Regions from separate parts of the Homo sapiens genome. Here all the other regions are linked to region 1. Evidence: chromatin loops called from intact Hi-C (ENCODE). Cell type or tissue: heart left ventricle. All regions are shown on one strand.

Region 1 (8,000 bases):
TATTTATATAATAGCAAACATCCAGATACTTGGGAACACTGACTTATTTTTTAGCTTTCATTTGTTTGTTTGAATTTGGGAAGATAACATCTCTATCTTGTATGTATCATTATGATACATGCTAAAGACATAAAACTTAGCAAGTTATAGAATAACTTTGCATAGCAATTATATTAAACACTTTGACTTGAAATACAGTTTCAGTCTTCTTTTAGAACTGATTTAAAATTAAAAGATGTTGTTTGGAACTGGCTTATAAGTATACATCCTATTTTTAAGTAAAGGTTTTTTATAGATATATCATTTGATAAGTCAGAAAACTTATTTTTAGAAATGTATACAATTTGTTGGTTAATAAAAATAACAGGTAATTTCAATAGTATGTGCCAAATAGAATGAAATATCATCTTGTGGAATTATCAAATATTGAACAGGATGCTTCTGCTGGCATATTTAATAAAAATTAATTTTCAGTATATATGCAATAGATTTTGAATTAATATCTATTATAAAAGTAAAAAGATAAATCCACAGTTAACATACTTTTCATTATTTGTTTTGCACATACTAGGCACTCAGTAAATATTTAAGCATGAATAAAATTGTGGAAAACAAGCAAAGTCTCCAATATGATTGTAATGTTAAAAAAAATACGCACACAAAAGAAATCCTGTATTTAGAAATTTAAAAAATAGTATGGGATTCCAAAGAAGATTTTTAAGTAACAAATTTTAAAATTAGAGAATTTAGTCAAATTTAGTTTTAAACACAATGCTAACAAATAATAAAACAAACTGCTGAGGTAAACTATCAAATTTTTAAAGACTAGTAATAAGTTATTGTTTCATATTTATTGGTGGGAAGTTTTACAGCATTACTTTTGTGTTCCTTCTTTGTCTTTTATTAGGTATTGGAAAGGATCTATACTGATTTACCAAATTTTTCTAGGCGGGCTAAAATGTATAATGAATGATATGGTAATCATCTTTGTGAATGGCCAACCTCAGATTTGGGAAGAGGCAAGTGGGTCTATAAATGGAGAAAGGCATGTATGAAGGAATGCGCAAGCTTTAACATTACTTGATGGTGAAAAGATAACACAGTATCTCAGAAGGATATTATCATGAGGGGTACTTTGAATTTTAGTGACTAAAGTTTATTTCTGTGGTTATTATCCTATAACCCTTATATTTTTCCTTTCTGTGTTTTATTGTGATAATCATACTTACTTGTGTAATTATTTAGATAACTTTCAGTTCAAAAAAATTCCAAAATTCTGTGTATCATTGTAAGAGAAACAGTTAGATGATGGATAGAAATTTCACTTTTCATCTGGATGTTTCAGAAGTGTTAGTTTTGGCCGCCTTAAGCAATAAAGCAACGATTACCTTAATAAATAGATATATTTTCAGATAGCACTTCAAAAATATTAGGTCTGGTATTGTTAAAAATATAGCTGACATGTATGTTTTTTGGGAAATTGGTAGGAGTTTACAATGTTCTGGTTTCTATCACATTATTTATGGTGGTTTCATTTCCTTATATTTTGCCATTCAATATTCTGTTTATGGTAAAATGGAGAATATAGACTGAATAGTGACAACTCCTATGTTGTAGAATTTTTGATTAAAAATAATGGAATTGGTCCCTGACTGCACATGTGATTTGTGTTCCAGTTTTGTAGTCACTGGATTTGTTTAATTCCTACCCTGGCTTAGTTTCTGCCAGTTATGTTAAACTTCATGTGTATATTTTTTCCATTTAAGATAAAATGAACTGCCAGGATTATGTATGGCAAAACCAAGAGCGCTCTGAGTTAAGGCTCTCAGGACATTGTACAAGTCTAATGTTCTTGTATGAGGTTGGCCTACCCCACTGCAACTAAGAAATGAGATGATTTGAGGACTATTACATACTTAAGGTTTTCATAGTGGATTAGAATAGCATTACTTAGCACAGGTGTTTCTATAATTGGGATTCCCTGGGAAACTTCAGTACTGTTCTCGGTAACATTCAGCTTTCCACATAAATGGAAGAGCTATCCAATGTTAATTTGATAGGCTGTGGCATGAAACAGGGAGTGGGGTCCGGCTTGGGGGCCTGTTGCTTCTTTTATTGGAGAAGACATTTCTTGTTGTCCATTAGCATCGGGTTGCTGTGGCTATATTTTTAATTTTTAATTTATACCATTATTTATTTATTGTTGACCAAAATACTGAATGGGCACGGCCAAAGTCAGCCAGGGCTGATTTATGCTCATATAAAACAAAATAGTTCCCTAGTGTCCCATTTTCTTGAAATAAATAGAATTCTTCTCAATTTATAAAGTATATTTAAATAATGTCTATGCATCCAAGTAGCAGGGAAATGACTGAGGAACCCATGGGGCACAGTTCACCGAGGAGGACCTACGGTGTGGCCTTGCAGATGTCCCCAAGCCTTGGAGGCAGTGACCAGGAGTAACAAAGAACAACCGCGATAAATTATTTCAGGATTTAGCTAGGAGGTTCTTAAGCCTGGCATTCTTTTAGTGCAAGGCGTGAATATAGGAAGAACGGTGAGCGAAAAAGGCTTCCATAGGGGTAGGAATGGGAAAATAGAAAATCATTGATATAATTAATAATCATTATTATTTTACCTAATCCATTGTTAGACACTCAGAAGGACTGATTTCCTGAGAAATGGGCGACTATAGAGCTGGGAAATGTTCAGCTCTCGCAGCAGGCGGCCGGGCTGCCTGAACGTCCTTCTCTTGCACGCAATTCTCGTCTCGGAGACCTCCGTTTGTGACCTTGGGTCTGGCCGCGTCCCTGAGTCCCTTTGTCTACTGTTCCGAAGGTGGAGAGGAAGCGGGAGATGAGTCCCAGGGAGTACGGAGTCAGCTCTGAGCCGAGGTCACCGCAGAAGGGAGCTCGGTCTTCGGCCAGGACCGGAGCAGTTGGTATGCCTCTTCGAAGCTGCCCCCACCCTCTGCCACTGCCCTGGGAGTTAGTGTTTGGAGTTTCGGAGCCGCAGCCCCTGACTTGGAGCTGCAGACTCTTTGGCCCGAAGCTTTATACTTTGCTGGGAGAGTTCGCCTTCGCTCGATTCCCGGCTATTGGTTTCAGCTAGTTGGAAGTTTTAGCTCTCACTCCTGTCAGCCCGAGTCTCTGAGGGCAGACGGCGCCTAGCGTGGCCCGCCCGCCCGCAGGGCGCCCTCCCTTTGCTTCTCTTTCAGGCGGTCCCGGGAGGTCGCCAAGGCTGCTGGGCCAGTGTCAGCTGGGTTCGTCTCTACAGCCCCTAGCTGGGCGCAGTCTTCCCCTCGACCTCAAGGTGGCGACTTAGGCACGTAAACAAAGCTCGGCCAAGCCTGACCGCCGGCATCCTCGCAGTTCATCCACGGAACAGTCTAGTTTCCCCGATGCTCTGGAGCGGGCTGAATTGACTGTAAAGGGACTTCCGTTTAGATGAGGAGTTCGGCCAGAATTTCAGAATACGCGCGTGTCTGTGTGTGTGCGTGCGTGTGTGTGTGCTCGTGGGTCCGCGCGCGCGCGTGGAGGCAGCGGGAAGTGGTGATGGGGTGGAAACCCTTGGCCGAACCCGTTTGGGACGCCGCGAGCCTCCTCTCCATCACCTGAGCCCTCAGGCCGAGCGACCCAGCGGGCTGGGGCTTCGGAACCACTCTGCACCGAGAGATGTCTCAGAGTGCGCAACTGGCAAGACAGAGGCTCTGGTTGCCGCCGCCAGCGGTAGAAGATTTGCTAATCTCGTTTTAGTGACACCCATAATTTATGAGTGGAGAGACCTGAAAAATAAAGCCCCCGCCGTGTTTGTGCCCTTCTCCAGGGTGCATGCCGGCTGATCTGAGTGGCAGGGGTAGTTGGGGGTGGGGAAGAGAGACACAGACAGTGAAAGAATAAACGTGAGGCAGTCACACAATCTTACCTCCGGGACGAAAGGACACGGTTCCTAGAACTGAGATTTCCATAGCCCGTCTGCATCCCAGCTGTTTTTCCCGTAGGCGCTTTCCTGCCTAACACCGCCTTCTGACTAACTTGGACAAGGCTTGAGCTGCCCCCCTCCTTTTTTCCTCCCTTTTTTTCTTTCCAGACATTCCCTAAACTCAACCCAGGGCAAATCCAGAAGTCGGTACAGTACAGAGCTTCCATTCAATCGTGGGGGGGAAATCCCGTTTACAGTTTCTCTTAGGCAGATGGAAGAAGTAGATGGTTACAGGACTTTGGCAGGGTGCGTGGGGATGGCATGGCGTGTTAGTGTCAGGGAAGCGCGATTTCTCTTAGGTATTGGTGCTGCAGGTAAGGTTCCCAGATTCCAGCTGCCCTTGTGCAGAGCTGCAGTGTCGGTGAGAGTGGAGGGTGATCCGCGTCTCATTAGAGGGGAATGGAGGAGGGTGACGTGGGGGAGAAATGGACCCTGTACAGGCTCCGCAGACACACATTGTCTTAGTTCGTGTCTGTGCCGCTCCACGCTGCCTTTGGGAGCTTTTTGAGCAAGGTAGTATACTCCAGGCTTTTTCTCCTTTTCTTCATCGCCATCCCCCCACTCCCAACCCCGCCCCCCCGCCTCAATGTGTTTAAAAAGAAGTGAGTACCCTTCTAAAATAAGTTAAAAATCTTTCTCTGACTTTCCATTTGAGATGCCAAAAAGATTAAATAAATGAAACTTTATTTACGGATGAGTTTATCCACAGACTCAGCGACTTCTCTGGTCTTTGGCCTTATTTTAATTCTATGGTGGTAATTACCCTTCGTTTCTTTAAGTGTAATAGATTTATTGCCTTAGAGACTATGCACAGTTTGATTGAATTATTCATTTTTTTCTTTGGTGTAGACTGCATCTGGGGACTCTGATGTGACGTGTAGATTTTTTTTTTTTCAGGAACAAAGGGAATGTGGAAATGAAAGAGAGAGGGAGAGAGAGGCTGGCAGATGTAATGAGACGCGGTGAAGGTGTACGCAGACTGGCACTCCCACTCCTCCCTTCTGCTCTCACTGCAGCCCTGGGTAACTCGCAGGCTAACACAAACAGCTTTTCTCCCGCAGCCTGCCCTCTGTCACTGTAAGTACATCAGCCTTCTCTTATCAGCATGCAGATTCCAGCCACGCACTCCCTAGCCTGGCTTTGCACCTTAGACAGCAGAAGCGCATTTAAAAATTAACTTTCCTAAGCTAGGAAAGGCATGTCTGTAAAACTTATTTTTGATTTATCTTTATTTTTCTTTGGAAAAAAGTTCATGCATTTTTACCACTTTTCCCCACCTCCTTTGTGGCGGTGCTCTGCCGCTACTGTCGCTACCGCTGTGATCTTCCTAACAGAAATGACACGCAGATTCAAATGAAATTTAATGTTATTCTCTGTCCACTTAAAGTCGAGGGACAATGCCTTGTCCTTTTGCAGAATGACATCTTAAGGAACGCAGGACATTATTCAGTTTGCTTTTTGCTTTTGTTGCTGAAACACGAGTTCCGACCTCTTTGAGGCAGAGTCCCAAGGGCACTGTTATTTGGTAGTTCAGGTTATTTGGTTACTTCAAACTTAAATGAAGTGCGATGGGCAGCTGAAGTGTTGGTTTATTTGTTATCCCGTTTAAGGAAACCAATTGCTAAAACTTCTCCGTACTGACTTAAAGTTTTCAACTTCTTCCCTTTTGGCTTTTACACTCTCTCATTTATCCTTCGTTTCAGTAAAAGTTCTTCTCAGTGTTTGGGAGCGATTGACAGTTATGCTTGTCCAATTTATACAGTAGCTTTGAAGTCCTTCCTGAAAGAAGTTAGCGACTTCAATATGAAATCATGTAGGTCTGAATTGTCCGCCCGGATGGTGTAAGGAGTCTTTCAAAGCGGGAATTCGAGGTTTTAATAGCCGTTATGATTTTTGCGTGGGTGTTTTAAATACTAACTTCTCGAGCAGAATTAATTGCCTTGTCCTTCCCAAGTTCAGGGGGACCTCTCTCCAGGAACCGTGCGCGCCTTTCCTTTTGCGAGTTCGCGCCTCTTCTCTGGAGGTGCGAGGCCAAAGTTAGCAAAGCCGAATTGCCTTTGCTGGTTGCGGTGCGCAGGGACATTCGGACAACACAGAGGCAGCGACTGCTGCGGGCAGGTAAGTCAGCCCCACCCGCTCGCCCCTCCTTCCCTCCCAGGTTCCCCGGAGCTCAGCGCCCGGGGTTCTTGCGCCGCGTGGGGCTCCAACCCCCAGGGGATGTGAGCTTATGAGTTCCTGGATCTGGCCACCGTGCCTGGGTGCCCTCTGCTCCTCCGGGAACTTCTCCGAGCCCGCAGGCCGGTGCGCACCAGGTAGGTGGAGAGCCCAGCACTTTACTTTAGCAGGCTGCTGCGCTCTCCGCCTCTCCCTCTTCATTGGTATAGCCAGCGCCCGAGGCTTTAGAGGAAACCCTTAGATGGCACCCCCGCCCCCAGGGCCACGTGTCACTCTTACACAGCCAGAAGTGCGGCATCGAGACCCCAAATTTTAGTTTCCTTCCTTTAGGGATGAATATTGTTACTTGCTCCGGGTTCCGCCTTATCAATATACTTTGCTATCAGTTTATTAGATAAAATCTAAAAGGGGTTCCTGCGGCTCCTTTTCGGAAGGTTCATCGCGGCCGGGTATTAGGGCCTTCAGTGGACGCCAGAGATCTTGATAATGTCTCCTTCTTTTCCTTCTTGCCTCCCGCTAGCGGCCTGCATCTGGTCGGCAGGGTCAGTCTTGCCCACCAGAACCCCGATTGCTCTGTGATTTAAAGAGACGGACGCGCTAGTATTTGGAAAGCCAAACTTGTCGCAGCAAATTGGAGGAACCCAGTCGCGCTCCAGCCTTTCCGTCCCTAATGTTTCACCTCTCTAGGTGGCTCTTCCCTGAGGACTTGGTCTTTGAGACTTAATCTACACCTGTCTCCTCTCTGCAGGCATTTAGGACAGGTCCTTCAATGATGACCTCTTTAGGCTTTGGAGAGGTTTTATGGCCCTTGTTGTTGAGTTCCAGGGCAGACAGCTGAGGAGTGCAACGCTCTGGAACAGGCCCAACGACACTCTTACACACACAGGGGAGATCTGACTCCTGTCTGGGCTAGAAACACCAGTCTGAGCTTGCCCCTTGGGCCTTAGAGGTCAAGGGGCCCGCAGGCAGTTCTGGGAGCCCTGGCCTTTAAGAGCTGCCCAGCAAGGTACCAGGGTGTACATCTTATTGGCCTCCAGGCTCTGGCCCCTAGAGACAGAATTTCCAGTCCTGAAAGTCACCATGGCTGGTGGAGACACAAGATTTCTTGCTGGGGACTAACTCCTCCCAAAAACATCAAGTCAGTTTAACTCACAGTCCCCAAGCTACCAGTCTTCAAGCATTGTATTTCCTAGTGGGCCAGGAGCATATGACTATTTCTTCTGCCCCACAGATCCTAGGAGCTCATCTTCACTCTTATCTCTTTTTTTATCTGGAGTTTGTGTGAAACCAACATGGAGTATATTTTAAAAAGGCAGTATATGATCGACAGCTCAGCTTGTTCCATCTTCTGTGCTTGCATCCTGTCTCCGTTTTCTTCAAAGATAATGTAATAGAGATGAGACTTTCTCCCCTTTGTCTTTGATCACTTCATCTGTAGGAGGTCTTCCCCATGTTGGCAACTTTAGATTGCCATGAAACTTTCTGATTTCTCCAATCAGCATTCCTGACTCCTCTTTTGGTCCATATGTCCTTTCACAAAGTCTCTTTCGATGAACTGTCTCAAAGTGGCCATCTCATATGAGTTTCTATACAGTAAGGATCTCTCCTTCACAAATCTCTGCAGGTTATGCTGGTGCTTCAGAACCTCTTTCCCAGCTTTTATCTTGATGTAGTTTTGACTTTCCACTGACCTCAGTTTCTCAAATCTAGTCTATTTCTTTGGGCCTGGGTTAAGGCAGGCCAACCTCACCTTGTGCATACTGCCTCTAGTTAGCCTTGTGCTGCTATCAAAGCTAGTTTTCTCATCTATCTTTTATATTCTGCATCTCTACTACCTGAGACCA
Region 2 (8,000 bases), 670 kb after region 1:
GTGATTAGAAAATGATTAGTTCCTGTCATTAAAAAAATGCAATGTGTTGATCAATCAGTCACTTTAATTTGGAAAGGCAGAAAGACGGAGAATGTGCTTCTTGTTGCTATCAACAGCAACAGGCAGACAGACATGGAACATCCTCTGGTCTCCCTGGAGACTGGAGCTTTCTGTCTTACTGATATTTATAAGCTGCATGACCAGCAGCTCTCAGAGCCTCAGTATGCTTATACCTAAAAATGGGATTAATAGCTCCATTTCTGCCCACTTGATATAGTGCTCGGATGAGACATATATTTTTTAATGAAAAACTGTATGAAAACATGTGGTGTTTCCTATGAGATCTGAGCTGCAAGATCCTGCTGCCTGAGCCAGACCACCCTGTTGGAGGGGAGGTGCTCCACTGGCCAGGGCACTCCTGAAGGCCAAGGCCTGCTGGGTCCTTAGTGCCAGAACATTGCTGCCTGGCACACAGTGGGTGCTCTCTCTGTGTGTGATGCTTGAAGGGAAGAATGGGTTCCTGGTGCTCAGAGAGGTAGAGCTGGGGCCTTATCTGCTGGACCCCTGAGACTGCAAAGGACACAGTTTCTCTTAAGGTAATCTATGCTGCTAAGGGACTAGCATCTTAATATTTACCTAGGCTTGCTTCTCTGACAATAGGATTAACTTCTTCTCTTTATGGGTTTTTTAAAACCAAAACAAACAAAACAACAACAACCCAATTGTAACCACATGTGGTCAACCCAAGAGAGTTATGGATTGTTATCTGAAAGAACATCTATTATGGCAGGAACAGTCTAACCACCAGGGGCAAATGAGGTCTCAGCTCCAGGCTTTCTGGGCTCCCAGAGTCTCCCCAAAATACCCCATGTGCCCTTCAGCATCAGGCTGCTGGATGCCACCCAGAGTGAGAAACCAGGTGCCATCCCTCCATGGGTGGAGGGACATGATGTCCTCACTGGATCTTCTCTAATCAATAAACTGATCATAACAACACTCAAAGCTCCCTCTCAGATTTCAAACCCTTCCAATAGTTTCCCATTTATCTTCAGGTAAAAGCTCACACCCTGAAGATCCCTGTTGACTGCTCGAAGCTCATTTTTTCCTATATCCCTCCTTACCCTCTACACTCAGAAACACGAATCTTCTCAGTATCTCCATGTCTATGCATGTGCTGTTCCTTCTCAGTGGAGCCCTCTTCCCCAAATCTACATCTGGTTCGTTCTTAACTGATCTTCATAGACCTGATCATTACTTTCTCGGGGAAGCCTTCCCTGCCCTGCTCAACACTTGTTATACACTCTGCTGGCACCATGAATCTCTCCTCCATAACACTCAGCAATGTTGTAATTTTACATTTGTTTTTGCAATTATTTCATTAATGTCTGACTCCTTTATTCAGCATGAACTCTCTGAGATTAGAGATCTTGTCTTTCCTTCCTCGTTTTTGTCTACTACAGTCTTCCTAGCACTTTGCTCAGGAAAGCACAAATGAATGAATTCATAGTCCCCAGTGTTGGCAACTTTAGCTGGATTGAGTCAAATGCATCTTTCTGCAGAACTGAATGGGTCTCACCACTCACACATTGGTCAGTCCAAGCATGCAATAGCAGCAAGGGAGAAGGGCTGCAGCTAGCCATGGGCTGGACTTCAGCAGAAGAGAAGACTGGGATTGGCTGCCCTTTGGCAAGCTTGGCTGCCATTCAGCTAACCTGGAAGGAAGTAAGAAGTTAATTACTTTAGAAGCCCACAGAGCAGAATATTTTAGGGCAGTGGTTAAGCCAGCTCTAGCATCCCCAGGAATCACCTGGGAAGCATTTAAAATGCATATTCCCAGGCTACTGTCTGAGTGAGTTTAATCAAGAAATCATATTTAAAAACTCTCTCAGGTTATTCCAATGTATCATACTTGGAGAGACTCTGGTCTAAGTAAATAAAACACCCTTTACTTTGTGTGTGTGTGTTTTGAGATTCCATCCCAATATCTCTGACTGAGAACCCTTTCCTGATTACAAAGGTTCTTTACTAGGAAGAAAGGGAGATGCCTCAGAAAGGCAAATGTGGGCCTGCATGTGTGCGTGTGTGTGCATGTGTGTGCGTGTGTGTGTGTGTGTGTTTGCGTGTGTGCAGGTGTGTGAGCATGTTTGTGCTTGTGCATGAGTGTACTGGGTGTTTCAAATAGGGGCTATTTTTGATTTTTCAAAATACTACATTAAAACATCATCTTGATTACTGAGATTTTGGCACTCCCTTCAATTTTGCAGCCAAAGTAAGTGCTGCACCTGCCTCACCCTAGGCAGGGCCCTTAGGGAATGTACACATAAAGTATGTGTAAAGTACCCAGCACAGTAGGAGACTCAGGGCAGACCTCAGAAAAATCCTGCTCCCAAGGTCACTGCTGTAATCTCAGTAGGGGTAGGGAGCAGTGTAGTAGAAGCCCCCAGACAGGAGTCCCACCTCTGCCTAGGGGATCAGGAGATGATATTGGAGCTGGGTTTGGAAAAGAGTAGGAGTTTGTTAGTCAGAGAAGGCGGAAGGGTCTTCTAGAAAAACAGCAAGATGTTCTGCACGGCTGGAGCCAGGCTGCACGGAGGGGCCTGTGAGGAGCACAGTGGTAAAGTCTGATCCAGGTGGGTCTGGAAAACACACCATGAGCCTGCAGCTTTGTCCAGCAGGTGGGGGCTGGGCCAGAGGCATCTGCACAAATATTCACCATCCTCTGCAGAGCACAGGGCCTTCGCCAAGGTTTCCTACAGCAAACGATGGAAATCAGAACCTCCTGAGGGAGGGTTAAGTGAGATAGGGACAGTGAAATTTCGAATGTGTCAGGGCCATGCCTGTGTGTCATTGTACTATAAGATCTCCTCACAATCTGTGATTATTCGCTCCTCCTGCCTGATGTTGAGGTGGCCTCTCCACGCAAGTTCATATCAGATGGGGGAGCCATTGTAATGTCCCTGATAAAGAAACTTCACCCAGCTGAGAGTGGGAGAAGACACTCACGGAGGCTGGCCCAGGACTGACGAGCGAGTTGTCCCCTCTTTCCTCTCTGTCACCAAGCAACCTCCCCAGCCCTCTCCCAGCGTTGTGACTGTCCTCAGCCTCTGCTCCCCTGCACCCCACACCACCAGGAGCTCCCTTACCATGAACCTGTTCTTGGTGCCCAGGCTTGCAGAAACAGCCAGACAAGGTAGCGTGAGAAAGGGGGAGGGAGGGACAGGGACACATTTCTTCAAGAGGGAGACATAACACGATGTATCAGCTGGAGTTGAAGCAGATCGTCACTGGTGTGGTGAGCAATTAGAGCAACCATGATGACCTCACTCAGGCATTCCTCCCATCCACCGGGTCCTTCACACTTCCACGTGTCACACTATCAGGCTTTTTGGGCCACTGGTTCATGTGGGCACCTGCAGAACTGAGTGGCTCTCACCGGGTGAACATGCCACACTTACTCAATGCCACCTACCCTTTTGTCGCCCACATTCAGGGGTGGCTAAATTCCATGACCGAGAAGATGGAAGCACAAGGGTGAGAGGAGGCAGGTAGCTAAGGAGGGGTCTTCATTTTCTCAGGGATTCCTTTTCCTTTCTCAGGGAAGTTCTGTCAACTTTTTTTGGTTAGAGCCACCATCTTGTTTTTCCTTCTTCCTTTTGCTTCTTCCTCTTTAGTCATGGAATTGCTTTCTAGGGATACTTCATTCTTCTGAGGGTTCTTCAGCCCCTTCAGTTTCTTGCCCTGATTCCTCCACATCCCAGCCAGTACCATAGTCAGTGCTGGAACTAAGTGACATGCATCGCTCGAGAGCCTCCAAACCTCATTTGATTCTCACAGAGGGAGGGTCTGTTAGGAGTCCCTCACCAGGGGTGAGGAAACTGAGTGTGGAATAGGTGAACCGCCCTTACAAGCTCATACAGTAGAGATAACAGTTTTGATTTTGACTGCCTGGCACCCCAGTCCCCCTCTCCGTGCGGCCCTCCACCTTCCTTGGGGACTTGCTCTGTCACTGTCTAGCCCCTGGTCTCAGCGTTCTCCTCTGTGAAATGGGGAGTGATGACAATTGCATCCAGGGCCAGACAGGGGCCAGACCTGGTAAAATGCATTATTCCGTGTTTCAAAGATGTGTGCCTTAAGTATTTGTTTGGTGTTCATTTGGGGGAGGGTAGGCTAAGAGAAAGGCTAAGGTTTCCACTAGGCCAGGAGACTAGGGGCCTTGGCTGCTGCTCCAAGGGAGTATAGCGTCCAGGCCCCTCCCGTACGAGTCAAGGAGGTTTGGGAGGTTGGGGGAGGCCTCTTACTTCTGCTTCAGGGCTTTGGGTAGCAGGGTAATCTGTTTATACTTCTCCCTTTCTTTGGGGACCTGGATTGTATTTCTGATTTATTCTGATGATATTTTAGTGCCCTTTAAAGACAGGCGCCCTGGGCTGTGGCCTGGCTCACTCCCCCTGAGACTTGCTGGTTGTAAGGATAAGATAAGAAAATGCATGGAAAATGTAGGGCAATGCTGGCACATAGTAGGTGCTTCATAAAAAGTGGTAATGGAGACTGAGTTTCATTCCCTAGCCCAGGGCAGATGAGTTCAGCCCTTGCCCAGGCTCCCTGTGCTGAGGCCCCACACAGCCAGGCTGGCCTGCCCCCCACCGCGAGGAGACTTCGGATTTTCCAAACGGGAGACAAGGAGCCCCCGGGCCTACAGCGATCCTGCTTCCCGCCCAAAGGTGGATGGTTTGGCTGCTGAGTTCCCCGAAAATTGATTCCGCATGTTGCCGACATCAGCCCGAACGTTTGCTCAGCCGTGAGGGCCCTCCGGGGAGGCTGAAACCCACACCGCCCCACCGTCCGCCCCCGGCCGCAGGCTGCCAAGCCGCTGCCCGCAGCCAACTCCCGGGCCAAGTGGTGAGCGAGGCTGGGACTGCGACGGGCAGGGGCCTCGGCCTGCCCGGCCCCCCAGGCGGCGGCCTTGACGCCACCTGGCGGCTGCGCAGGGAACTGCACTAGCATGGCAGCCCTTGGCCTGGGACCCGGGAGCGACTTGCTGGAGAGCTAACTCCGTGGAAGATGGTCCTTCTCCCATTCCAGCAACTCCCAGGGCAGGGAAATGCGGTTCCCAAGCCTGGGTTATTTTTAAACGACAGCATCCGCCATGTAGATGCTCTGTTTATGGCTAATGTTCCCAGCCAGTGAGAAGAGCTGTGCATTTAACCAAAGGCAGATGCCAAGATGGGAGCAATTAGGGTGGGCTGGGCCCGCCTATTCCCAGGCCCAGGCTGCTGGGCAGGCAGAGGGCCGGTGGGCCACCCTGAGGCTGAGGTTTCCACTAGGCGAGGAGACTGTGGGCCTTGGCTGGGCTCTGAGAGGCTGTGGCCCCCAGGCTCCTCTGGTATGGCTCAGGGAGGCCAAAGGAGGAAAGAGGAGGCCCTTCAGCATCCCATCTTCAATATCATAACTATTGACAACCTTTGCCTAGCAACAGTGCCTTATAGTTTACAAGGGGTAGGCATTGTTTTTCTCAGTTTGCTAACGAGGAAGCAGAAACTCACAGTTTTCAGAGGCTCCTTCAAGGTCATCTACATAGTGAGAGCTTCAGAGTTTTTGAGATTTTTTTCAACAGAGAACTCTGACCAAATTTCTCACCTTCCATGGCTTGTGGTCACTTTCAGACAAAAGCTCTTCACAGTCTGTTCAATGTATCCGACCAAAGCACGTGCCTACCTCTACAGCCTGCTCTTCTTCTCTGTTCCTCCTCTGCCCCCTGGCTCTTGAGAGTCCTGCCAGCCCCATGCCACCTCCTCTGGGAACTTTTCCATGGGTTCCTTCTCTGAGTTCTCTTCATGTCACTATCTCAGTGGGCCCTGATCTCAAAAATCCTAGAATCTGATTCCAGATCTGATGACCCCTTGACTAAGCATCCTTGTCCCCATTATCTCTGCCACTTAGCCTATGGCCTGACTCAGAAAAATCTTTGCTGTTGTTGAATGGGTATGTGAGCCCCTCCCAGCTGCTTAGCCCTGTGCTAAGTGGAATGGATTCCAGAGAAGGAGAAGGATCTGTGAAAATTCTTGAGAGCTCTAAGGTCTCCTCTGAGTAAAAATTGTCTAAACTAAGGCAAAGCCATATGAGTGACCGGCCAACTAGGCCTGTGAGATCAGGAGAGGCTTGGGGTGGGGCTTCCTGAAGGAAAAGGAGCGGAAACCTGGTGATGAGAGAGAATAGACTTAGTCTTGAGAAATGAGTACCATTTTTCAGGGCATGAGGGGTGGGAGAAACACTGCAGCTGGGCAGGGATGCAGCAGGAATCCCCATCATGAAGGGCCACCAGACCGATACTTGCGTTCCTGTGGTCAGTCTTGGTAAAAGCAAGCTGCACACCAGAGGTTTCAGTTCCCAGCCCCATTGTGGAAGGAAGCATTAAGTTGGGAAGCAAGTGAGGCCTGGATGAGGACTCATGGAAGCTTTCCTATGCCCCTCTCTGTCTTGACAACTGATATCTGCCGTGGTTTCCCTGATTAGCCCTTTGGTTCTCTCTTGGCCTGAATTCCCAGAATCCCAAGATTGATCCAAGCTCTGGTTAGCCCCCTGATGTATCTCTAATTGTGTCTGAGCCCGGCCTTGAATGCCCAACATGTTGCCCATTACCCTAATGCCAAGGGCTCCCAGTGCCTATGCCCTCAACCAAGCTGGGCCATGGCTCAGGACTACATCAGCCTTCCCTTCCTGGTCCTACCTGGACCCAGCCTCTTCCCTCCTCCCTAGTCCTCTGGGTCCAGTGCCCCAGCATGCTTTGCACCTGACAGTGGGAGTCAGACTTAGAGAGGCCCTGAATACCAAGCCAAACAGAGTGGATATTGTGTAGTGGCCTGTTAGGCAGTCTTTCTGGGCTCTGATGGGTGCATGGTGGGTGTGCAGCAACCTCGGGGTGGATGAGGAGGAGGCACAGGAGGCCTGAGCAGAAGGATGGGCTTGTTCTGAAGGGCAGAGCCCACCGTGGTTAACTGTAAGCAATGAGGGACCTAAGGAAACATCAGACCCATGGCCTTTGGTGCCCAGATGACAAAATTCTAGACCAGAGAGGAGGGGACAATTGCCTGGTGTTACATAGCACATGCATGGTGCCATCCCCAAAGGTCAGCAGGAGGCAGCATGGTTTGGAAGTAAAAACATGACCTTTGGATTGAGACAGTTCTGGGTCTCTGTGCCAACATGCCCATTCACTAGCTGTGTCACCCTGGGCAGGTCACTTACCTTCTCTGAGTTCAAGTGATTTTGCCTTTCAGATGGAGGCAATGTTACCTTCCCATAAGGCTGTTATCAGAATTTGATGAGGTAATAGCCATTAAAGTGCCTGGCACCTCACGTGACACCTAGCAGGGCCTCCCAAATACCTCTGAAAAATGTTTAGCTTTTGGAGGATCTAGGGATCACCAGAAAGTAGCAATAGCTAGTTGGATGGACCAGAGGGGAAAGGGCCCAGAGAGGGGGCACGAGGCAGCCAGATTGTCCAACCAGCCTTGGAGTCACTTTTTTAGTCTATTGGCTGGAAGAACCCATGGCAGTGGACCAGGCCGCAGCACCAAGAAGTTACTCTCCACCATCTCCTTTGGCCTCCAGAACCCCCGACCGCCAGCTCTTCTGGGAAAAGCTAGGCGGACTGTGAATGGCGCAGGCTCTGGGCTCCTTGACTGGCTAGGATTGGAGAAGCAAATATTTGGGCAGCCAGCTGCCGTTTGGGGCTTTCTGTCCTCCCTGCTGGATCAGCATGTGCCAGGGGTGCCCAGCTGGGAGGCAAGCGCCCCAACCATGCGTAGGCGGTGGGCAGACACGGAGTCTGCAGATCGCAGGCGCCTCTAGCGGAAGCCCCTGGCCGAGGTTGGAAAATGCCACTCGGGGCCCGCACAATCCATCCTGTTGTAATCCCCGGAGCTGGCGTCACCAGCGCCGGTCCGAAAAATGTGTCGTGCAGGGTCTGAACTCATACTTATGTGTCTGCCGCAGGAGCGGGG
Region 3 (8,000 bases), 710 kb after region 1:
CTGACACTGCAGTCAGTGACAACCTAAGTGCTCTCCCTGCTCCAGATCCCAGCTGGCCCCAGAAGATTAGCCCTGGCTCTTGTGGAACTTGAGTGTGGTGGCTACTGCTGCCCTCACTGGAATGGGTTCCAGGTGGCGTCTGCTTGGCTGCATCCTTTGCTTTCGATTCTGTTTGATGTGGATGATCCTGATGATCAAAGCATGGTCAGGGGCTTGAGTTTTGACTGCAAGAAGGCTGGGAAAGTAGAGGTCTGGCTGCATAGAAAGAGGTGGTCTCTGCCTCCGACTAGGACTCTGAGTGGGGAATTCCATAAACACAGGGGGGAATGTTCAAAGGTGACAAATGACCACTGCAGAGGTGTGCAGAGCCTTCTCAAAAGAGCAGCATATACATATGCTCCCAAAGGCAGGACTAGATAAGCCCAGCATACCGCGATGCCCCCTTTCCCCTCCTGCCTCGGCGTCCTCTCGTTTCCCCACCTCTTTCTCTGTTGAGACCTGCAGTCAGATGTTCTTACCTCCTTGACCCTGGAAATCATTCTCTTTCCCACCCTTAAGTTTGATCTCCAGCCTCCCCACTATGGTCCTACATTATTATTTTTTTTTAATTTGGGAATTTGAGCACCTTTAAACTTTGAGCAGATTCAAGGAAAGCTCTCCTCTGCTTGATCCCACAGTTCAGGGTGGCCACAAAGCCTGTTCTGTGAGCAGAGGCAGAGGGGTTGCCCCTCAGGGTCTGCTGAGCTGCCTGCAGCTGGCTCCTCCCTAGTTTGGAGTGACAGCAACACATCTGGCCCAGGTGAACGTTCATCTTTCCCAAAGATAACACAGACTGGTGTCACATGCAGAATGTCCAGAAGCCCTTTAGCTTGACTTTGAACCTGCCCCCTGGGCAGTGCCCTGTAGGCAGGATGGAGCCTTCCATCAACCTGACCTAGGTTAGGAGAGTTGGTGCTCTGGCTGGGAATGAGTCACCTCTCTTCTGGGAAGCATGGCCTTGGGGCATGTCAGGCACGTTCTGTCCCACACCCACCCATCTCCCACTTCTATTAAACAGTGTCTTTTTCCTCAGGTTATCCCACTACTCCACTGCACCCAGCACCTTCTTTTAAACAACATATTATTTTTAATTTTGGAATATAAATGTCCTTTTTTATTATAAAAGTAATGGATAATCTATAAAATTCAAGCAATGTATAAAACTGTAAATTAGAAAGTGTAGAGTCCTCTGACATGGAACTTTACTTCTTAGATAATCATTGTTAAATTTTTTTCACTCTCCGTATATATAAATGTACACACACACACACACACACACACAAACACACACAAACACACACACACACATGAAACACATCCATAGAGGGAAAGATGTACACAATACGGTGTTGGTTTTTAAAAGCCAGTTTACATGACAGTCTGCGTCTGCATTATTTTATATCTGATTTTGGTTAAAACGAAATGGACTATCTAATAGAACGTCCAACCTTTGGATGGGCTGCCGCCCAGGAGGAAGTGAGCTCCCTGTCGCAGGAGGAATGTTAGCCAAGACTGAGCAGTCAGGTACAGAACTGGAAGGTGGACCTGAGCCGCAGCTCTTGTCTGTTTAGCACAATTGTTCTCGGGGTCCAGCAGCTAACAGGATCAAGCATTTTAAGCTGTGGTCGGCCTTATGGAAGGAGGTGAAGGAGAGGCACACTGGCTCAGCTCTGAGGGGCCTGGCCCTGGGTCCCTCCATGGTGTGGTTTGACTGTTTCCCCACCCAAATCTCACCTTGAATTGTAATAATCCCCACATGTCAAGGGCGGAGCCAGGCGGAGATAATTGAATCATGGGGTCAATTTCCTCCATACCGTTCTCGTGGTAGTGAATAAGTCTCACAAGATCTGATGGCTTCATAAATAGGAGTTCCCCTGCCCAAGCTGTCTTGCCTACCACCATGTAAGACATCCCTTTGTTCTTCCTTTGCCAGCTGCCATGATTGTGAGGCCTCCCTAATCATGTGGAACTGTGAGTCCATTAAATCTCTTTTTCTTTATAAATCACCCAGTCTCGGCTATATCTTTAGTAGCAGCATGAGAAAAGACTAATATACTCTATCACCCCTTCTCTCTCTACCCTACTGACCTGGCACAGGGTAAGAGTGGGGCTTTCTTCCTGGGGGAGCCCCAAGAAGTGGCCAGGCCTGTTGGCCTCCCAGAGCATATGGTCCCCATGGCATTGACAGTTCCAGAGGCCAAGCTGGGGGGTTTCACAGGCCCTGGATCAAGCTGGGAGGTAGGGGATCAGCAACTGCTTATCAGTTAGTGCCTCACTGGTTTCTTCCCCATGAGACACTGAATAAATATTTGCTGAATAAATGGCCCACTGGCGCATGTCACCTTGTCCTTAAACTCTGGCTCTAGCAGGATTTCTGAGTCTCAGGGAGTGTCCCGCTCAACACACTTCAGGAAGTAGATCTGTTTGCAGGAAATGGCAGTGTTCTAACCTCAAGAAACTCAGGCTTTCTGAGGAGGGAGGCCCCACTGAGGTGACCTGTCCTGTCCTGTCTGATGCAGGCCTCTGTCGTGAAAAGGTGGGAGCAACTTATGCTTTCAGCTCTGTGAGGGACATTTTCAGACTCACGGCTTCCTGCAAGGGACAGAACAAGACGCCCTGAGAGTGAGCTTGCTGTCCACAGAGGTGTGCGAACAGGCCAGCAACCTTCAACCGTGAGGTTGGGCTCCTCCTCCTTCACAGGGCGGAGTGGAGTGAGTCGTGAGGAAGAGAGCTCTTGCAGTCTTGGGGTCTGGGGACCATCTCCAAGGTTTCCCTTTCATTATGTGGAAGGTCTGCCCATCCCCTGTCCTCATCCTCTTCTCCCTTCCCTGGCCCTGCTCGAGGGGACTTGTTTCCTCCCTCCCCACTCCTATTTTTCTTCTTCTCCCCACAGTTCCCAGAAGTGGGACCCAGGCCTCCAGCTGCAGCCTGTCCAGGTTCCCTATCGGATTATAAAGCTTAACATTTTTGTGAAGGAAGAAGAAAGCCTTCCCTCTGGAGAGCGATAAGAACATTCCATCCTCCTCTGGCTCCAGGGAGCCTGGGAAACAATCACCAAAGGGAGAGAGACTCCCCAGGGACAGGCTCCCGAGGGCACGGGCAGGGCTGCCCTCTGCTGGCCCTCCCACCCGCTCCTGCCCTTCACTCCACAGAGGCCTGGTCTGGTCTGTGGTCAGCCAGTGAGATCCTGGGGCAGGGGCCTGGGGAAGGGGGCAGGCCTCAGGCTGCACAGACTAAGGTTCCTTGGGGTGGAGGGCTTCTCCGTAGCCTGGCTCCATAGCTGGGGGGCACAAGGAACCTTGGGCACCAGCTCTCTTGAATGTGAATTGTGCAATCTTGGCAGTAAGAGCTTCCTCCAAGGAGATCACTCAGAAGACAGGCCATATGGGAGTTAATTTGCAGTGGGGTTGTGCATAGTTAAGGGAAACCACCAAGGGGTATGAAGCATCCCCCGACTAGCAATGTGGGCGAGAGTAGTTACCAGAATGCTGTTGGAAGGAGCAGGGCCATGGCCAAGTTGAGGCCCCTCAAGGCTGGAGTCTCTCTCTGCTCTCAGCCTCTGGTCTCCTGCAGCCGAAAGGCAAGGATGCCTGAATACCACAGTCCATGAAAGTCAGCCTCCTGCACAGAGTGAGGAGAGCCGGGATCCAGAGGAGCACACGGAGAAGATCCACATACAATAATATCTGTTGAATGAACGAATAAATGCCCTTAAGAAACCCACATATTGTTGAAGACACATTCATTCCTTCACTACTTCATTCATTTGTGTACAGTCATGCATCACTTAATGACAGGGATAAGTTCTGAGAAACGCGTCGTTAGGTGATGTTGTTGTCATGTGAACATCACAGAGGGAACTTAACAAACCTAGATGGTATAGCCTACTACACACCTAGGCTGTCCTGGTATAGCCAAATGCTTCTAGGCTAAAAACCTGTACCGCATGTTACTGTACTGAATACTGTAGGCAGTTGTGACAAAATGGCATTTGCGCATTTAAACATATCCAGACACAGAAAAGGTACGGTAAAAATACAGTATTATAATCTAATGGGACCCCATTGTATATGCGGTCAATTGTTGACTAGAACATCACTGCGGGGCCCATGAACGTATTTATTCATTCGTTTGTTTAGAGCACAACTATTGAGCATGGAGTGGGTGTTAAGATGCATCAGTGACTAAGCGGAGGCAGTCTCAGCCCTCCCTAGACCCCATACCCAGGACAGGCTTGCTGGGAAGATGGACCTGGAACTGCTGGTACTGCCTGACACACCTGGCCCATCTGCTTGCAGCTTGCTCTGGGAGTAGCTGTAGAGCACACCTGCGTGCTGGTGCATCGGGCCTAGTGCAGGCTGAGGCATGTGAGAAATCCATGGGTTCCTTGGGGGACCTGTTAAGTCAGCCCAGACTGGATGGGGACACATCATTTGTCACTTGTTTTTCTAAACTCTGGGGATTTGAAGTTTGATGATGACAAGGAGGTCACAGAGACCCGTGGCACACAGCCTGCAGGCTCTATAATTCTGTAATCACTAACACCGCAAGCACGCATGTGTGTCAGGGCTTTAGCACTTGAACTCATTTGATCTGCATGACAGCACTGTGAAATCCATCTTCTAGGCCCATTTGATTGTTGAGGGACCTGAAACACAGAAAGGTTAAGAGACTTGCTCAAGGCCACACAGCTATTAAGTGGTAGAGCCGGCATTTGTACCCTGGCAATTGTCTCCAGAGCATGTGCTACTATCCTTTATGTAAAGGCTTTTGATGGAAGGTCTGTGATGGAGGAGGGAACAGTCCTGTCAGGAAGATCCAGGGTGAAATCTAGGGCAGGGACCCTCCTCCAGCTCTCCTCTTCATCCCCTCTACTGCCACTTGTCCCTGTCACACCGGTAATCCTACAATGGCTTCCACCCTGGCCACTTGCCCTCATCTCACCCTTGCCCCACTCATATTCCAAGAGGTCTGTTTTCAGAACTCAAACCCATTGCTCATGAACCTTTAGCAACTCCTGTTAGCCCTAGAATAAAAAGCCCAAACTCCTCTCCATGTTCTGGATGACACCGTAGGATCACCCTGTCCACCTCACTGCCCTTATTTCTGACCATTTCCCCCTTGTTTTCTCCACTGCAGCCCACTAGCCCTCTTGTTGGTTCTAGTAGCTATGCCGTTTTTGCTTTGGGACCATTCCACTTGCTGTATCCCCTGCAGGGAATACTGTTCTCCCAGAACTTTAAGTGCTTTGTGCCCTCTCACATTTGAAGTCTCAGTTCAAATGTCACCCCTTTTGGAGTTTCCTAAATTATCCTTCTTTTTATATTTGGAACAGATAATTCCTCCACTAAAATATAAGCTTCATGAGGGAGGAACTTTGCTGTTCTGATTAATGTTGTATCCTCAGTATCTGGAACAGGGTCTGGCACATAGTATATGCTAAGTCAATAATTCTTGAATAAATGCTTGCTCTGCTATTCATTATCCCTGGGCCTTCTACCATCTTCTTCACTCAGCTAACTCCTTTAACTCTTGAGTTGGGAGCTCAAAGTCCACTTCTTCAGGGAGGCCCCTGCTCATGCCAGCATACATTCTCTACCTCCCCACCTTCCATCCCACATTCTACCCTCCCAGAGCCTCTGGGCTTCTGTTGTTGCATCTCACTCTCGCCCTTACTGATTTGATGTCTGTCTATTAGAGAATCAGCTCTATGCGGAATGCTCAGGAACTGTGCTGTTTTGTTTACTGCTGTCTCTCCCATGCTTAGCACAGTGCCTGGCACATAGTAGATGCTCCAAGATTATGTGTTGAATCATTGGAGGGACAACTGAGGGCTTCAGGTGACCATCAGAGTGAGGACGCAGGTCTCTCCAGCTGCTTCTACTCCAAAAGGTCTGGAAAGCTCTGCCAGGCATTTTCACATACATGATCTCAATCTGTTCAACACACCCATGAAGCAGGTATGGTGATCCCCCTTTATAGGAGGAGGCAGAGCCTTGGAAAGATTGGGGAACTTTCCCAAAGTCACACATTAGAGAGCAGCAGAGCCGGGTCTCAAAGCCAGGCCCATTTGAGTTGAATGCTTTTCTTTCTGGGGGTCCCCTATGGCTCTGGTGTGACTGATGGAGAAAGCAAACTATAGGGTAGATGATTTCAGACAAGGCAGGAGGCAGCCTCTCCTTTCCCTCCCCAAGATTCTTCTGTTCCCTTAGAACCTGCATTAGTTATTTATTGCTGTGAAACAGATTACCCCAAAACTTAGTGGTTTGAAACAATACATGTATGATTTCACAGTTTCTATAGGTCAGGGATCCAGGTGCAATTTACCTGGGTTCTGAGCTTCAGGGTCCCTCACAGGCTGCAAAGTATTGGCTGGGGCTGTGGTCATCTCAAGGCTCAACTGAGGAAGGAACACTCCACGCTCACTGCCATGGCTGCTGGTGGGATTCAGTTCCTTGCTGGCTGTGGGCCAGAGGCTGCCCTCAGTTCTTTACCAGCTTGCTTCATCAAAGCCAGCAAGCCGAGAAGGAAGAGGGTCAGAGGCAGAGAAGTCACAGTTTTTATAACTTAATCATGGAAGTGACATTCCATCACTTTTACTGCATTCCATTCATCAGGATCATGTTCCTAGGTCCAGCCCACACACAAGACGAGAGGATTACACAAGGGAGTGTATCCCAGGAGGTGGGACCACTGGGAGCCACCACATAGCCCTGAACTGTTTTGGCAGTTATTAGATCGTGACTTCCTGCAGGGCAGCTAACCTTGTCCTGTTTGCCAAACATGCATGGGAATTAGCATGCATTTATTCATTTATTGACTTGTTTATTTATTTGACAGGCATTTACTGTGCAACTACTGTGTGCTAGATCTTGACTGCTGGAGTTGCAAAACAGGGAAAAGAGGGCACATTTCCTGCCTCAGAGGAGACAGATCTGTAAACACAGAAGTGAAATTTAGCACCTGCTCATGGGGAAGTAAGCGGGCTAATGCTCATTGGGAAATAACTGGACTAATGCCCCTTTAGCACTTACTATGTTCTAGGTATCAGCCTAAAGTGCTTTACATACACTATCTCATTTGTATAACCTATAAGGTAGCTACAGTCATCCCTCAGTATCCGGGGGGATTGGTCCCAGGACCTCCCTCAGATACAAAAATCCATGGATGATCAAGTCCCTGATACAAAATGGCATAGTGTTTGCATATAACCTGTGCACAGCCTCCCATATACCTTAAGTCATCTCTGGATTACTTATAAGATCTAATACAATGTAAATGCTATGGAAAAAGTTGTTATGCTGTATTGTTTAGGGAATAATGACAAAGAAAAAACAGTCTACATATTTAGTACCGATGCAATGTTTTTTTCTGAATATTTTAGATTCATGGTGGGTTGAATCCACAGATGTGGAACCCATGGATACAGAGGACTGACTGTACTATTATCCTCACTCCATTTTAAAGAAGAAGAAACTGAGGCACAAAAGGGTCAACTATTTGCTCAAAGTTACATGCTAGTGAGGCAGGGCTAGCATTGGAGCCTAGGCAGTCTGGCTCCTGAGGCCATGGGCTCAGTGCCTAGGCTATCCTGTCTCTTGGAAGGCAGGCTCCTTGAGGGTGGCTTTCAGCAGAATGACAGGTGCCGGGCTGTTCCTGGAAGCAGTTGTCACCGGGGTTTTAGTAGAATATGTAGACAGATACTTTTTCAGGAGCTCTGGAGAAGCTGGGTTATTTGGGTTGGGAAGAGTGGCTGGGAAGCCCACTCGCAAGCAAGGGGAAGAGAGTTGTTTTGGTTTAAAAGATTGACATTTTAATAAACTGCTCTTAATTAACAGCACTTTGAAATTCTGAGTGGCGTGCTCTCCATCTCAAAACACGTGGGCGGGTGGCTTCTCAGAGAGCACGATGCTTGTGGGTGATCTCCCTTTTTGAAACAAACCCAGACCCTCCAGTCACAA
Region 4 (8,000 bases), 1.3 Mb after region 1:
ATATGCTGAAATCTTAGCCCCCAGTGATACTGTATTTGGAGTTAGGGCCTTCAAGGAGATAATTAAGGTTAAATAGGGTCATAAGAGTGAAGCCATAATCTGATAAGACTGGAGTCCCTATAAGAAGAGGAAGAGACACCAGAAATCTCTTTTCCCCGTGAACATAGAGGAAAAGCAACATGAGGATACAGCAAGAAGGCAGCCATCTGCAAGCCAGGAAAAGAGCCCTCATCAGAAACCAACCCTGCTGGTTGGTTTCAACCAAACTTGATGTTGGACTTCTAGCCTCCAGAACTGTAAGTAAATAAATTTCTGTTGTTTAAGCCACCTAGTTGGTGATATTTTGTTATGGTAGCCTGAGCTTACTAAGACAAGAAATGAAGGAAACATGAAGGGCAGAGGGAGACACTGAGCTGTAATGCAGTCCCAATTAAGACCTCACTTGGCCCCATAGAGAGCTCTGGAGCCTGGATGGTCACTCAGAGTCATCTCTAATGGTAGTGAGAGTCTGGGTCTTTATGCTCCCAGGTCATCAGACATTGGAATCAGGTTGCCCTTAAAAAGAGGCATAACCCTGGAAGAGATAGTTTTCTTCAGTTGGGCAAAACCCAAGAAGGCTGATGGGATCCATGCAACACAGCATCCACTCACAATGTAATTCTTCATGGGGCTAGTGAGCAGGGCCCTTTATCCAGTACCTACCGTGTGCCAGAAACTTCACTCATGACATTTTATTTGATGTTCACAATGCTCTCATGAGACAATACCTGTGTCACAGAGAATGTTAAATAACCTGCCCAAAGTCACAACGGTGATAAACAACATAGCTAGAATTGAAAAAAAGGCCTATCTTCCAAAGACCCTACTCTTGCCTTGACATGATGCTGCCACTCCATAGGTAACTTTCGTCTCCTGCAAGATGTACTTCCTGTCCTTGTCTAGCAGTTTCTTGTCCCCATGGCACCTTGTACATCTCCCTTGAAAGCCTACTTCACTTTACCTTATAACAACCTTATTAGTTGGCACTTATTTGTCATTTACAATGTCCCAGACACTGTGCTAGCTCTATTCTTATATTAATTCATTTAATCTTTCCAATGGCCCTCTGAAGCATTATTTTTGTCAGTCCCATTTTACTAATGAGAAGGCTAATAAGACACATAGCTGTTAAATAAATTTTCCAAAGACACCCAGCCAGGATTTGAACTCAGGAGGTCTGTTTCCAGATATAATGGCCATGCCTGCCTCCCTTCTGATCTGCATATACTTGGAGAAAGTGGCCAAGTCTTGTTCATCTTTTCTACCCCAGTGCCTTAGCTGGAACTAATGTATAGTAAGTTCTCTGTAAGATTTTCCCAAATAACTGAATGATGCCTTGCACATGAACATTTGGAAAATGATTTCACTTGATTTATATGGAAAAAGCCTAGAAGAAAAGACACAAAATCCATTTGCTCTGTTGAAATAATATCTTTTTAAGAGCTCAAAATTTGTGGTGGCAAACTATCTCTTCACTTCCTATCCCTGTTGTAAGAGCAGACATCTATTCCATTTCTGATTGCATTGCTGGTGGGATGAAGTTTTCCCTAGGTCCATGAGGATCTAATCCAGAAATATCCCAGGCATCACAGTATGGTGCTGGCTTTCCAAGGATCCTACAACCGATTCTACGATGAAAAAATCAAAATTCCCATCCCCACTGCAACTCTGAGGTGATATTGGAATTGAGACCCAAATAACAAGAAGTAGCCAACCTTGTGACAATTTGGGAGAGCAGCATTTCAGGCAAGGGGAGAAAGTGGGTGTGAAGACCCTGAAGCAGGGGAGAAAGTGGTGTGAAGACCCTGAGGAAGGACTAAGCTTGCCAATGTTTCCAGGGATAGAAAGAAGGTCAGTGTGCTTGAAGCAGTCGAGCAGTGGTCGAAGTAGTGGAGTAGAGAAGGATGGAAGAATGGTAAGTCTTAAGACCTAAGGCCTGAGAAGCAGGAGGGAGGACACAAACTGTCCAGACCCTTACAGGCCATAGAATAATGGGGAACCATTGAAAAGCTTTAAGACAGAGAGAAATGTAGTATGATTTCACAGATCACTGTGGCTGCTGAGTGAAGAATGAACTGTAGATAACAAAACTGGAAGCAGGGAGACTTCATTCACTTTCTTTTTTTCTTTCTTTCTTTTTTTTTTTTTTTTTTTGAGACTGAGTCTTACTCTGTTTACTGGTTTACCAATTTTGGCTCCTGATTCCAACCCCAGTGTTCCTACTGAGCAATTCAGTTTCCCCAGTTCCTTCCTCCCTCATCCGAGGCTCCCCAAGAATTGACCTGCCATGTTGTTAGCTACTTGGTCACCTGCCTAGCTGGCTCTGCGCAATTCGGGATCAGATGGGTAGTCTAGATCCCAAAATGGCAGTGATTTGATTCATAATTGTCACTTATAACCCCTAAAGGTGTTGACTGCAAGATCCATGAAGGCATAGCAAGAGTTGACACTGTTCATCGAGGCTTCTGTAATGCCACACAGAATGGGTGCCCCAAAGATGATGGTTGGGTGAACGGATGGCTATAGATGTCCTGGATGCTCACTGCCAGTCTGGGATGGAGGGAGCCTCCACTGATGGAGGAATCATGGGGAGGAGTTTCAAGAAAGCTGCGGTCCAGCAAACAGTGCTTATCTTGAAGGCTTTATGCTGGCTGGGTTGAAGCAGCGCAGAGGCCCTTCCTTGGACCAGGTAGGACCCACTAGGTTGCCAGACTGGTTCATTAGTGGCCTGACATTGCACATCTGCAACTGGGTAACTTTTATTTTAACTATGGCCTCCCAGCCGTAATGAGGGCTCATAACTATGTTTTATATAACACAGATTATGCGTTGGCATAGAGCTCATAAAGGGGCACTGATTATGAACTATGCTGGGGAGTCTGGGGTACACCATCCTGCTACCCAGTACAGAACACCCATCCATGTGGGATGGATTTGAATCAAAAAAGGATGGGTAATTTGGGAGGGAAGGGTGCTGTGAGTGCAGGACTCCTGGCAGACCAGGAAGGGTTTCTGGGATATGTCTGTCTCCTAAACCATCCTGGTACCAACCTGTTAGAATTCAAGACAAACCTGGGGCCTGATGAGAACACTAGGTGCAGGAGAAAGTCATTTTTTATTTTCTTAAATGCTTTCTTACTCCTTCATATTTATATATACATGTGCAAACATATACAATATTTGATTTTGCTTTCATTGAACTTATTTTATAAAGGTGGCCACCCTTCATTCCTGGACTTGGTAATGGGACAATAAAGGATTTCAGAGGACTGGCATAAGGTCTGAATCGAGACTTGGATTTTAGCATCATACCCGCTATTTGCTAGCTGTTACTTTGAATCATATATAATACACCAACTCCTTGGATCTCAGTTTTCTCATTCATAATATGGGAGCATCCTCTCTCCCATTTGGGGCAGGGTTGTTGTAAGATTTAAAGTGTAACAGTAACAACATGTATTGAGACATTAGTGTTAGGCACTTTATGTGTGTTAATTCATTTAAGCCTATCAACAACTCTCCCTGGTAGGCACACATGACATCTCTGACTTTAAAATGTGGAATCAGAGAGGTTAGGAATTTGGCTGTAGGTCACAGAGCTAGACAGTGAGGGAGGCAGACTTCAAGCCCAGGTAGTCTGACTCCAGAACTAAAGAACCCAGCCCAGTCCTTAGAGCAGAGTAAACGCAAACAAATGGTGGGGCTCACCATCATTTTTACCAGCTGCATACCAGTTGCATGCCTAAATCTCTGTGACCATCATCAGGCCTTGGGTATAGCTCAAGGTCCTTATTAAAGGGATGGAGACATCATTGAGTTCCTTGAAAAGGCAGAGTTGAGGCCTGGTGCCCCTGAGGCCTGATCCCCTGGTTACTGAGGAGGCAGGTAGAGCCCCTCCCCAAAGGTAAGATGGAAGCAATGACAGCAGGAAAAGAACACAGGGTAGAAGACAGGAGATCTGGACTCTACTCCCAGGCTGTCACCTGCCTGCTATCCTCGAGGTTCTGCCTAGGGGATGACAGGGCCTGTCTGGGCTGGCTTTGGGATCAAGATGTGAGGAGTGAAGTGCAAGAGGGAGAAGCCAAGAAGCGCCCACTGAATGCAGGTGAGACTAAGTAATGGGTCCTCAGCCCCATCTTGCGGGGCTTGCTTCCTGGAGGTCACCCATCATATTCAGGTGGTCCAGCTCCTTGTCCTGAGGAAGCCACAAGGCTCAAACACTCAAACCTTGGTAGGCAGCGTCAGGGAGCCAGAGCTCTGGCCCAGCCCAGCAAGGGTCTATGGCATACCTGGTTAGAGCCCCCATCCAGCCTCGGTTTATCCCATGAGTAAAATGAGGGGGGTTGACTAAACAAATTTTAGTGCCTCTAACATCTTGAAAATTCCACGTCCCCAAGCCTAACTTCATCCACAGCCATATACAATATCCTTAGGGCAGAGCAATTTCATTTACGTCAAATGATTTCCCTGCACATAAATAGGAGTGAAACAAAGGCCTCCTTTCTCTGAATCGTTAGTGCTCATGCAGACACACACACACTCACACACATGCTCGTACACCCTCATAATGCTTCTACAGCCCACCCCCACCCAGTCATGCACAAAGGCACACACACACTGGCACACAGAGGCACAAACACCTGGACTCTCTAGGCTGCTCCTTCCCCCACCCCCACTCCTGCTCATTCCCCACCCCAACCCTCTTCCAACACCCTTGCTGGGAAGCAAAGAGGCCTTGCCTGCCACTGTGAGTTACCTAACCTGATGGGCTGGTGCCACCCCATGGTCAGGATCAGAAGTGCATCCTTGTTTCCAAGACCCAAAACGGATTGGGAAGGGTCCCAGGCCATTTGGTCCATCCCCCTTCTCCCTCTAAGAAGGCTGTATCCCAAGATGCCCTACACAGATTAGGTTGTCTAGGGTCTTTAAAGCCTTTCAAACAAGGGTTCCTCACATGATGCCCCTAGTTCTTTCCAAAGGTCAGAGAATTGCCACTGATACTCTGGACACCCTTGAGCTAGAGCTGAAAAATATTGGGTGCAAACTGTGTGCTCACATCATTCTAGACGCTTTAGCTGCAATATCTTTTTAATCTTCGTAACTGCTCTTTTCAGGGCACATATTGTCTTCATTTTAAAAAGCTACAGTCAAGAAGAAATGGCACTAAGATATGACCCCAGCTCTGTCTGACTCCAAAGTCAGTGTTCTTTTCAGTAGCCACTTGGCCATCCTGGACTTCAGCTTCGTCATTTGTACATGATTAGTTCCAATCATTCAATTTTTCATTCATTCCTTCAATGAGCATGTATTGATGCCAATCATTCAATCATTTATTCCTTCAGTGAGGTTTGATTGAGCACCTATTATGAACCAGTATCTTGTTAGGGGCTGAGAATTCAGCAAGCACCAAGGTGTGGCCCTTGCCTTAAGGAGCACCCCGTCTTCTAGAATCAGTGACCACTCATGTCCTCCTAGGTCCCTGATTCTATGACTTTTCTTTGCCAAGTAGGACAAAGGCCCTGAGGAGAGGCCAGGGCAAGAAAAGTGAACAAGTTCTAGTCCAGAGTGATAAGGCTCTCAGCCCACAGAGGAGAAGAGCAGTCATGTCCTTACCCAAGTGTCCCCTGGTCCACACCCTGCTAGTCTGGGATTGCCTCAAGCCTGCCCAGGGCTTAGACCCACTTGAGATGGAAGGGGAAGAAACTGTGGTTATCTGGCTTCTGAGCAGTTGTTTCTGGGGGTACTCCAGCCAGGTTAGAGCCAGAAGCAGGGAAGCATGTCAGAAGCTGGAAGATGAAGTGATGGAACGAAGCTGTAAAAATTGTGTTTCTTACTACTGCTCATGATTCTGACATTCACAGCCCCTGTTTCCTGATTCCAACCTGTGTTCCTAGTCATCTGTCTCTCCAACTGTTTCCTCACTGATTCACACTGCCCTGTGCTCACTTTCTATGTCCAAACACCCCAATGTTTGCCAGCTCCTAACCATCACTCTTTCTCTTAATAATTAATGGACAAAGAGATAGAAGAATGGAATCCTGGAATGGCAAGCACTGAAAGAAATCACCTAGTCCAAACCTTGTGGATGAGGAAAATAGGCCCAGAGAGGGATAGGGACTTGTCCATGGTCACACAGCCAGTGCGTAGTATAGTATAGTATAGTATAGTATAGTATAGTATAGTATAGTATAGTATAGTATAGCCAATAGTACAACTGGGCTTGGATTTCAGGTATCCCTCTCTAGTGTGAGGGATTTTTTTCCATTTTTCTTCTTTCCCATCCATTTGCAATTTGACACTGATGAGTCTACTTCAATCCCGAAACATCTTTCTATCCTTCTCCTCTCCACTTCCCCAATTCAACCCCTACTATAGCATAACCCCCTTGAAGATAGAAAATATCTTTCCTTTCTTCAAAATCTTAATTTCTACCACAAAAATTTGCATGTAAATGCTTAAGATTGGAGGGATGGATGGACAGATGAATGAAAGAATGGATGAAAAAATGGGCAAAAGCATAGATGGGTAAATTATCTTAATGTCTGCACTCCCACCTTACCTAATTTTCCTATCTCCAATTTCACTACAATTTGGCCTATCCTGCACAAGGATATTAGAGTGACTGTTTTTAAAAATAAAACTGAATCATTCTCTTGCATGTGCAAAAGCATTTGAAGACATTTCTATCATCTAATGGACAAGTCAAGACCAGGTGTCATACAATATTATCTAAGTGGGCCTGTTACATGCCATCCCAACCTCATATGCTACTAACCACACAAACACATAAACATACACACTCTAAACTCTTAGGAACACCTGATAAGTTGCCATGCCCTGAATAAAGCATACATGCCCTCATCTCTAGGACATTTTTGTGCCATTCCCCTATCTTCAGATTCTTTTCTTCCTAGTACTAGAGTCTGTTAAAGTCCTAACCTTTCATCAAAGTCCAATTCAAATGTCACCTCCATGAAGTCTTCCCCAGTTTTCATGATGAAATTGCAATGCTCAGAGCAGGTAGTCCTTCAGGCTTTGGTAAGCATGGCACACCTCATTCTGCTCCTTCTAGAAATGGCCTTTCAAGACCTTTATCCTGGACATTGTAGTTTATCATTGTGTGTCCATATCTTCTAACAGACTCTTGGCCACAGATCTGACACACAAAGTTAGTGCTTATTTGGCATTTGTTGAGTAGATGTTCTTCTTTCTGTTCCATATGCTTAAATTGCCCCTAACAGTTCAGCTATATTTCATTCTAAAACCACTTAAGTTACTTCCTAGACCATTATAAACAGGAGCCCCATGGGAGCTGGATACAGTGTTTCCAAAGAGCCACAGCTTTTAGGGCAGGGACAGGAAGGGATTGCAAAGCTAAAAGCAATGTGTAAGCCAAAGTAGATCTCTTAAGGAAGAATGAGGGCTCAAGGAAAAGAACTAGCTCTCCTGGGTGGAAGACCCAACAAGTCAAATTTTGAATCAACATAAAGATCTTTTTCATGATTAGAGGTGTACAGCAATAAAACAGTCAGCCTCAGCAGGCAGTGTATCTAAGCAGTGGCTGTAGACCAACCCTGAGGACAAATCTGAGGACATGGGTTATTGTAAAGGGAATCTCCTCAATGGGAGTGAGGTCAAATCCCATGACTGGTAATGCCCACTCCAGCACTGAGAATCTGCGATTCCATCAGACATCCCAAGGGTGGCCCAAGCAAAATTACCAAAAGCTAAGTTTGACTTTTGTTGCCCATTTTCATCCCTCACTTCAGTGCTTCCTCTTACCTTGATCCCCCAAGATTTCTGCCACTGTAGAGTTTATGAGGGTAGGATAAGCTCTTATTGCCCCTCTGGTATCCCCTCAGCCCATCCTGGAGGTTACCTGTGTTCTCATATACATCAACCTCCCAGACGGTCCTGGTGGGGTTTAGGCCCAAGTGCCCACAGCAGTAACGCACACACAA

The links. Hi-C counts contacts between places; a loop is a spot of excess contacts. Peaks named below come from ENCODE experiments on the same cell type or tissue, not always from the same donor. Only the 100,000 strongest peaks of a DNase experiment are listed, where the experiment ranks them.
Region 2: a loop joins it to region 1, with 12 times the contacts of the local background. A loop is called at or near these places in 26 of 110 quality-filtered maps.
Region 3: a loop joins it to region 1, with 5 times the contacts of the local background. A loop is called at or near these places in 16 of 110 quality-filtered maps.
Region 4: it touches region 1 in a loop (7-fold over the local background); 53 of 110 quality-filtered maps call a loop at or near these places.

What each region holds. Positions count from the first base shown.
Region 1 is chr11:16,609,139-16,617,138 of GRCh38, reverse strand. It overlaps LOC105376571 (a long non-coding RNA gene), which reads right to left and starts at 4,335. Exons shown (of 4, transcript XR_931086.3): 1 at 3,925-4,335; 2 at 2,639-3,424. It also overlaps a transcript of SOX6 not described here. In heart left ventricle, CTCF peaks have their summits at 3,095 and 3,308 (motif pointing right); DNase peaks (open chromatin) are centred at 2,808 and 3,298; H3K4me3 peaks cover 3,320 bases; H3K27ac peaks cover 1,739 bases.
Region 2 is chr11:15,938,319-15,946,318 of GRCh38, reverse strand. No RefSeq gene overlaps it. Among named protein-coding and RNA genes, the nearest start is that of MIR6073, 27 kb to the left of the region's middle. RefSeq lists a silencer at 4,874-5,063. In heart left ventricle, CTCF peaks have their summits at 4,770 and 4,979 (motif pointing left); a DNase peak (open chromatin) is centred at 4,936.
Region 3 is chr11:15,896,382-15,904,381 of GRCh38, reverse strand. No RefSeq gene overlaps it. Among named protein-coding and RNA genes, the nearest start is that of LINC02682, 11 kb to the left of the region's middle. In heart left ventricle, a CTCF peak has its summit at 3,138 (motif pointing left); a DNase peak (open chromatin) is centred at 3,216; H3K27ac peaks cover 276 bases.
Region 4 is chr11:15,324,709-15,332,708 of GRCh38, reverse strand. No RefSeq gene overlaps it. Among named protein-coding and RNA genes, the nearest start is that of INSC, 210 kb to the right of the region's middle. In heart left ventricle, a CTCF peak has its summit at 4,821; a DNase peak (open chromatin) is centred at 4,788.